Linked DNA regions of Homo sapiens: region 2 is linked to region 1. A link is an interaction called in ENCODE POLR2A ChIA-PET data of the cell type or tissue named here. Cell type or tissue: B cell. All regions are shown on one strand. Region 1 overlaps TRIM69 (tripartite motif containing 69). Region 2 overlaps SPG11 (SPG11 vesicle trafficking associated, spatacsin).

What was found. Peaks named below come from ENCODE experiments on the same cell type or tissue, not always from the same donor. Only the 100,000 strongest peaks of a DNase experiment are listed, where the experiment ranks them.
Region 2: POLR2A ChIA-PET joins it to region 1 with 9 read pairs; 8 of 35 experiments call an interaction of 5 or more read pairs at or near these places.

The regions. Positions count from the first base shown.
Region 1 is chr15:44,748,717-44,752,716 of GRCh38, reverse strand. All of the region lies in intron 1 of TRIM69 (tripartite motif containing 69), which reads right to left. Among named protein-coding and RNA genes, the nearest start is that of TRIM69, 14 kb to the right of the region's middle. In B cell, no CTCF peak of the experiment used is centred here; no DNase peak of the experiment used is centred here.
Region 2 is chr15:44,654,794-44,658,793 of GRCh38, reverse strand. SPG11 (SPG11 vesicle trafficking associated, spatacsin) reads left to right here. Exons shown (of 40, transcript NM_025137.4): 4 at 1,498-1,699. Among named protein-coding and RNA genes, the nearest start is that of SPG11, 6.9 kb to the left of the region's middle. In B cell, no CTCF peak of the experiment used is centred here; no DNase peak of the experiment used is centred here; H3K27ac peaks cover 616 bases.

The DNA.
Region 1 (4,000 bases):
TCACAAAAAAGGGAAGTAATGAAGGAATTTAGAAACAAAAAAGCACATACAGAAAATAACAAAATGGCATAGGTAAGTCTTTATCAGTAATTACTTTAGACGAAATAGATTAACTTCTGATTAAAAGGCACAGATTAGGAAAATGGATAAAAATAATATGACCCAACTATAGGCTGTCTACAGGAGACTCACCTTAGAACCAAATACACAAACAAGTTGAAAGTAAAAAGTTGGAAAGACAATCCATACAAATAGTTACCCAAAAAAGATGGAGTAGCTCTACTAATATCAAGTAAAATAGACTTTAAGATAAAAATTGTTAAACTTGTTACAAGAATACAAAGAAGGATATTATCAAGGATATGATATAAAGGTCAATCAATCAAGAAGATAAAACAATTATAAACATATACACACCCAACAACAGAGCCTCAAAATACGTGTAGCAAAAAGAGACAGATGTGAAGATAGAAATAGTTCTAAAAAATCGTACAAAATATCTCTGACTACAATGGAATGAAACTAGAAATCAATAACAGAAGAAAAACTGGAAAATTCATAAATATGTGAAAATTAAACAACACACTCTTAACTAATTGGTCAAAGAAGAAATTATAAGTAATATTAGAAAATACTTTGAGATGAGTAAAAACAAAAATACAGGCTGTGCACAGTGGCTCACACCTCTAATCCCAGCACTTTGGGAGGCTGAGGCAGGCCAATCACTTGAGCTCAGGAGCTTGAGACCAGCCTGGGCAACCTAGTGAAACCCTGTCTCTACCAAAAATACAAAAAGAAAAAAAAAAAATTGGCCATAATGGAACATGTCCGTGGTCCCAGCTACTGGGAAGGCTGAAGTAGGTGGATCACCTGAACCCAGGAAGTGGAGGTTGCAGTGAGTCAAGATCACATCTACACACTCCAGCATGGGTGACAAAACAAGACCCTGTCTCAAAAACAAATAAACAAAAACACACAGCATGTCAAAACTTATGGGATACAGTGAAAATAGTGCTAACAAGGAAAGTTATAGCTATAAACACCTACATCAAAAAAGAAAGACCACAAATCAATAGCCAAAATTTTCCCTAGAACTGGAAAGAGAGGTACAAGCTAAACCAAAGATAGCAGAAGGAAAGAGTAAAGAATAGAGGCAGAGCATGGTGGCTCATGCCTGTAATCCCAGCATTTTGGGAGGCCAAAGCAGAAGGATCACTTGAACCCAGGAGTTTGAGACCAGCCTGGGCAACACAGTAAGATGTCATCTCTACTAAAAATTATAAATAATAATTTTTTTAAAAGGCCAGGTGTGGTGGCTCATGCCTGTAATCCTAGCACTTTGGGAGGCCGAGGTGGGCAGATCACCTGAGGTCAGGAGTTCAAGACCAGCCTGGCCAATGTGGTGAAACCCCATCTCTACTAAAAATACAAAAATTAGCTGGGCGTGGTAGCGAGCACCTGTAATCCCAGCTACTCGGGAGGCTGAGGCAGGAGAATTGCTTGAACCTGGGAGGGGGAGGTTGCAGTGAGCTGAGATCGTGCCATTGTACTCCAGCCTGGGCGACAGAGCGAGACTCCATCTAAAAAGAAAAAAAAAAGTTAGGTGTGGTGCATGCACCTGTAATTCCAGCTATTTGGGAGACTGAGGTGGGAGAATCACGTGAGCCTGGGAGGTCCAGGCTGCAGTGGGCCATGATTGTTCCACTGCACTGTAGCCTGGGCAGCAGAGTGAGGCCATGTCTCAAAAAAAAAAAAAAAAAAAAAAAGGCAAAAGAAAAGAAACAAAATAGAAAATAGAAAAACAATCTACTAAAAAGATAAAAAATCAGCCAGGCGTGGTGGCAGGCGCCTGTAGTCCCAGCTACTCGGGAGGCTGAGGCAGGAGAATGGAGTTAACCCAGGAGGCAGAGCTTGCAGTGAGCCAAGATCGCGCCACTGCACTCCAGCCTGGGTAACAGAGTGAGACTCCGTCTCAAAAAAAAAAAAAAAAAAAAAAAAAAAGAAAAAGTAATGAAATAAAAATGCGATTCTTTGGAGGGAAAATCCACAAAATTTAGAAACCATTAAGTAGACTGATGAAGAAAAAAAGAGAGAAGATTTAAATTACTAAAATCAGAAATGAAAGTGGGTAAATTAGTACAGATCTTACAGAAATAAAAAAGGATTATAAGAAACTATGAACAATTGTATGCCAACAAATGAACAACCCAGATGAGATGGAAAATTTCCAGAAGCACACCAACTACCAAAACTGACTCAAGAAGAAACAGAAAATCTGAACAGACCTACAAAAGTAAAGAGAGTAGATCAGTAATCAAAATCCTCCCAACAAAGAAAAGCCCAGGACCAGACGGTTTCACTGGTAATCCTGCCCACTATTTAAAGAATTAATATCAATCCTTCTCAAACTCTTCCAAAAAAACAAGAGGGAACACTTCCTAATTCATTCTGTGAGGATAGCTTATCTTGGTCCTAAAGACAGATAAAGACATCACAAAAAACAAACTATTTTTAGTTTTCTTTTTGCAAAAGAGTGAAAAGACAACTCACAGAATGGAAGAAAATATTTGCAAATCCTATACCAGATAAGGTCTATTATCCAGAATAAAGAACTCTTACAACTCAATAGCAAAAAATAAACAACCCAATTTTTAAAATGGACAAAGGACTTGAATAGACAATTATGCAAAGAAGATAAACAAATGACCAACAAGCACATGGAAAGATACTTAGTATTACTAGTCATTAGGAAAATTCAAATCGAAGCCACAGTGAAATACCACTTCACACTCACTTGTATTGCCGTAATTTTTTAATGGAAAACAATAAGTATTGGTGATACAGAGAAATGGACTCTTGTACATTGTTAATTGAGAATATAAATTGGTGCAACCACTGTGGAAATCAGTTTGGCAGTTCCTCAAAAAATTAAACAAAAAACTACCATAAGACAGACCTACCAATTCCACTTCTAGGAATATACCCAAAAGAACTGAAAACAGATAGTCAAACAAAAACTTGTACCTAAATGTTAATAGCAGCACTATTCACAATAGGCACAGGTGGAAGCAATCCAAATGCACATTAACTAATGAATGGAAAAGTGTGCCATATTCATACAATGGAAGATTATTCAGTCAGAAAAGGGAATAAAGTATTCATACATGCTACAACATGGATGAACCTCAAAAACATTATGCTAAGTGAAAAAACCCAGACACAAAAGGTCACATATTACACGATTCCATTTATATCAAATATACAGAATAGGTAAGTCTATAGAGACAGCAGATCATTGGTTGCCAGGGCTGGAGAGAAGGAGATATGGGGAGTGACTGCTCATATCACTGGAAGTGACTGGTCATGGGGTTTCCTTTTGGGAGGACGAAAATGTTTTGAAACTAGATAGAGGTGATTATTATACACCATTGTGAACGCACTAAATGCCACTGAATTGTACATCTTAAAAGATTAATTTTATGTTGTATGACTTTTACCTCAATTTTTGAAAAAATGGAAGCTGTAGGCCAAGCATGATGGCTCACGCCTGTAATCCCAGCACTTTGGGAGGCCAAGGCAAAGCTTGATCGCTTGAGCCCAGGAATTTGAGACCAGCGTGAGCAACATGGTGAAACCCTGTCTCTACCGGAAAAAACAAAAACAAAAACAAAAACTGGGTGTGGTGTCACGTGCCTGTAATCCCGGCTACTCGGAAGGCTGAGGCTGGAGAATCGCTTGAACCTGGACTGTTAAGGCTGCAGTGAGCCTAGATCATGCCACTGCACTCTAGCCTGGGCGACAAAGTAAGACCCTATCTCAAAAAATTAATAATACTAAACTGAAGCCATTTGACTCCGGAGCCAGAATTTTTTTTTTTTTTTTTTTTTTTTTGAGACAAAGTCTCACTCTGTCGCCCAGGCTGGAGTGTAATGGCATGATCTTGGCTCACTGCAACCTCTGCCTCCCAGGTTCAAGCGAGTCTTCTGTCTCAGACTCCCGA
Region 2 (4,000 bases), 94 kb after region 1:
AATGTATTTCTTGAATATCTACTATGTGCTTATGTGGCCAGGTGCGGTGGCTCACGCCTGTAATCCCAGCACTTTGGGAGGCCGAGGTGGGCGGATCACAAGGTCAGGAGTTCGAGACCAGCCTGGCCAATATGGTGAAACCCCGTCTCTGCTAAAAATACAAAAAAATTAGCCAGGCGTGGTGGTGCATGCCTGTAATCCCAGCTACTCGGGAGGCTGAGGCAGGAGAATTGCTTGAACCTGGGAGGTGGAGGTTGTGGTGAGCCAAGATCGTACCACTGCACTCCAGCCTAGGCAACAGACTGAGACTCTGTCTTAAAAAAAAAAAAAAAGCTTATGTTGTGATACATGTCTTTTCATGTATAAATATAGTCTACCTCTTGTCTCTAATGATGTTTCCATCATATTAATAAATGTTTGCTTTGCCACGTTAATTTGATCTTAGAAAATATTATGGGTTCTTTGTCTCCAGTAGATCTGTTGGTCATCAGCAAAATTATTCTGAAGATTTGACAAATTACCCCTTATATGATTTTGGAACTTTAATTTCTGAATTAAAATAATGGTTTTTATATTTTGTAATAGGTATATAATTTTTGCAAAAGTGTCATAAATCCTAAATTAACAATTATTGTTGCCAGGTTATGGAACTGCACTGTCCAGAACAGTAGGCACTAAGCGTATGTGGCTATTAAGCATATGAAATTGGCTAGCATAACTTGGGAACCGAATTTTTAATTTTGTGTAATTAGATTTTTTTTCTTCTCCTGAGACAGGGTCTCACTCTCACCCAGGCTGGAGTGCAGTGGCGTGATCTCGGCTCACTGCAACCCCTGCCTCCTGGGCTCAAGCGATTCTCGTGCCTTAGCCTCCCGAGTAGCTGGGACTATAGGCATGGGCCGCCACGCCCAGCTAATTTTTGTTACTTTAGATTTAAAAGCTGATACTCAGTTCAGTCATTGGAGAACTTTTAAGGATGTTTGTTACAACTTTAGTTGTTCCAACTTTAAACCTTAAATTTTATGAAGTCTCAATACAGATCAGGTATTTCTGATGAAAATTTAGTATGCAAATTAAGATGTGCTCTAAGTAAAATATCAGACTTTGAACATTTATAGAAGAAAAAACATAAAATGTCTCAGTTTTTATACTGACTGCATGTTGATAATACTTTGGATAGACAGTATTGGGTTACATAAAATAGTAGGTTTACCTCATCTCTTGGCCAGTGCTGTTGGAAAATAGCAGTGCCTCTGGGCCTGGCCCAGAGCAGATGTTCAGCAGGTATTGTTGAAGAACTTGGTATCAGGTTCTTTATTGTGGCATCAACTTCATAGTCATCTGGTTGTTATAATGGGGGCTTGCCTCAGTTTTCAGTCTTCTTCTGTTATACCTACAAAATTGGAGTGATAAAGTCTATAGCTCTTTCCCAACCTGTGCTTTAAATAGTTAGGCATACTTACAAAACTGGCATTTTCTTTTAACTCTAACTAAAAGACATTTTTGATGTTGTGGATGGTACATATGTAGCTCATGTGGATTTAGCACTTCACAAAGAAGACATGTGTAATGAGCAGCAACAGGAGCCAGCCAAGATTTCTTCATTTACTTCACTGAAAGTTTCTCAAGACCTCGATGTTGCAGTGATTGTCAGCTCCTCCAACTCCGCAGTTGCTCTTAACTTAAATTTGTATTTCAGGTATGTAGATGACTGCAGTTTCTAATTTGAGGTAAATAGTTAGACTGATAAGAGGTTAAAAATATCCTCGTTAGTTTTTTTTTTTTAACTAGTGTTTCTTTTTCTATTCAGTTAGATCATGTTCTAGCTAATACATTGTAAAGTAGTTACTGAATAATATGTATAACTGACCACTGGCTACCTTTTATATTTTTACATGTTCATCAAAGTTTTGATTTTGATTTGATTTATATATGGTTTATGTCATGTAAATCAAAATTACACAATTTTAAACCACAGTTTAGCACTTAATTGTATAGACATGTTATTTCCCTAATTTTCTCATGTTTCCCATAGAGTTTATAAGCTCCTTGAGAACCCAAGTTCATGATTTGTTCTTTAAATTCATTGTCAATGACTTTTTCTTCCAGTTTACCTTAGCTTTCCACCTCCACAGCCATACCCTAGGCATTATCAATATTTGAAGTCGTCCCTCCCCCAAGTCACTACTTTTTACATCTCAGTCTCTGACCACAACTTCCCAAACTTTCCAGCTTGCTTACTCAAGTACTCCCACTTCACCTGTCCTCTGACCTAACTGGAATTTCCAATTCATTGACCTTCCACTCTTTACCCCATCCTGTCTTCACTTCCCTCTCTTTCCAGCATAGATTCTGTGATCCATCATACAGTTACTTTCTTGCATGTACTCTAAACTCTTGCTCCTGCCCTGTGATAGCACTTGGTCTGGCAAAATTTCAACCCTGATTGAAATCTTTTTTTCTGCCTTCACAGTGTCTGCAGTCAGACAGCTGAGTACTTGTAGAAAACAACAAAAGAAAATTGATACCACTCTAGGTTCACACTTAGTACCTTTAATTGGTCTTAATGTTGCCTGGAAATTTTACAGTGATTTTTCATGAGCCCATTCTTTACAACTGTATTTTTAAACCTTCTCTGTTTTCCTCAAACCTCCATTAATCTCTTTATTCCCAACTTTTCTTGGATGACCTTGCCTCCTATGAAGGCCCATCCCTCTGTGTGTGCTTTAGATCCCATTCCTTCCATCCTTCTTAGGGGCCTTTCTCCATTTCCTCTCTTTTTTATATAGTTGTCGCCTTTATCCACAGTTACAGTTTCTCCCAGTCAGTTGTGTTCCGGAAATATTACATACAGTAAGATATTTTAAGAAAGACTACATTCACATAACTTTTATTACAGTATATTGTTGTAATTGTCCTATTATTAGTTATTACTCCCTCACTGGGCCTAATTTATAAATTAAACTTTATTATAGGTATGTATGCATAGGAAAAAACAGTACAGTTGACCCTTCAACAACTCAGGGATGCCAACCCCCTGCACGATCAAAATGCCACATGTAACTTTTGACTCCCCCAAAACTTAACTACTAATAGCCTACAGTTGACCAGAAACCTTACTGATAACATAAACAGTTGGTTAACACATATTTTCTATGTTATATGTATTACACTATATTCTTACAATAAAGTAAGCTACAGAAAAGAAAATGTTAAGAAAATTTTAAGGAAGCGAAAATACATTTACAGTACTGTACTGTATTGATACTCTACATAATCTGTTTACAAGATGAGTAGTCTGTCTGAAAAGGCAAGCAACCGCAGCAGCATACCTCAACCCATGGTACATGTCAGGCAATTCATGTTTTTCTTACAATGTCATGACTTTTCTCTACTTGGGAGCACTTCCAGCATTACATTTCATATGGGTCCCATGGTGTTATACAAGGTTATGGTATGGCACGAAACATGATGAAAAATACATGAGAACCACAAGAAATCACTTTTAAAAAATTATGTTGTTATTATTTTAGAGACAGGATCTTGCTATGTTGTCCAGGCTGGACTCAAACTCCTGGGCCCAAGCAGTCCTCCAACTCAGCCTCCCGAGTAGCTGGGACTATACGTTCACGTCACTGTGCCAGCTAAAGAGATCACTTTTTACTGTGTTACACAATTTACTGGAGAGAAGAACTGCTCACACAGAGATTATTAGTACCACATGGCATTTTAAGCAGATGCTTACAACACTAGGGCTCACTGCAATGGCAACAGGAAGTGGCCATGATATTATTACAGCAGTACAGTATATACTACAGCTAATTATATGCAGTTATTTAATACTGCATCTTGACATTCGTTTACATTTTCTTTGGCTTCGAATGGTATCATGTACAGTCCGTAAGTGTGTACATTACATAGGTTCTGATAAATGTTAACTTTTTTTTTTTCTTTTTTGAGATGGAGTTTCGCTCTTGTTGTCCGGGATGGAGCGCAATGG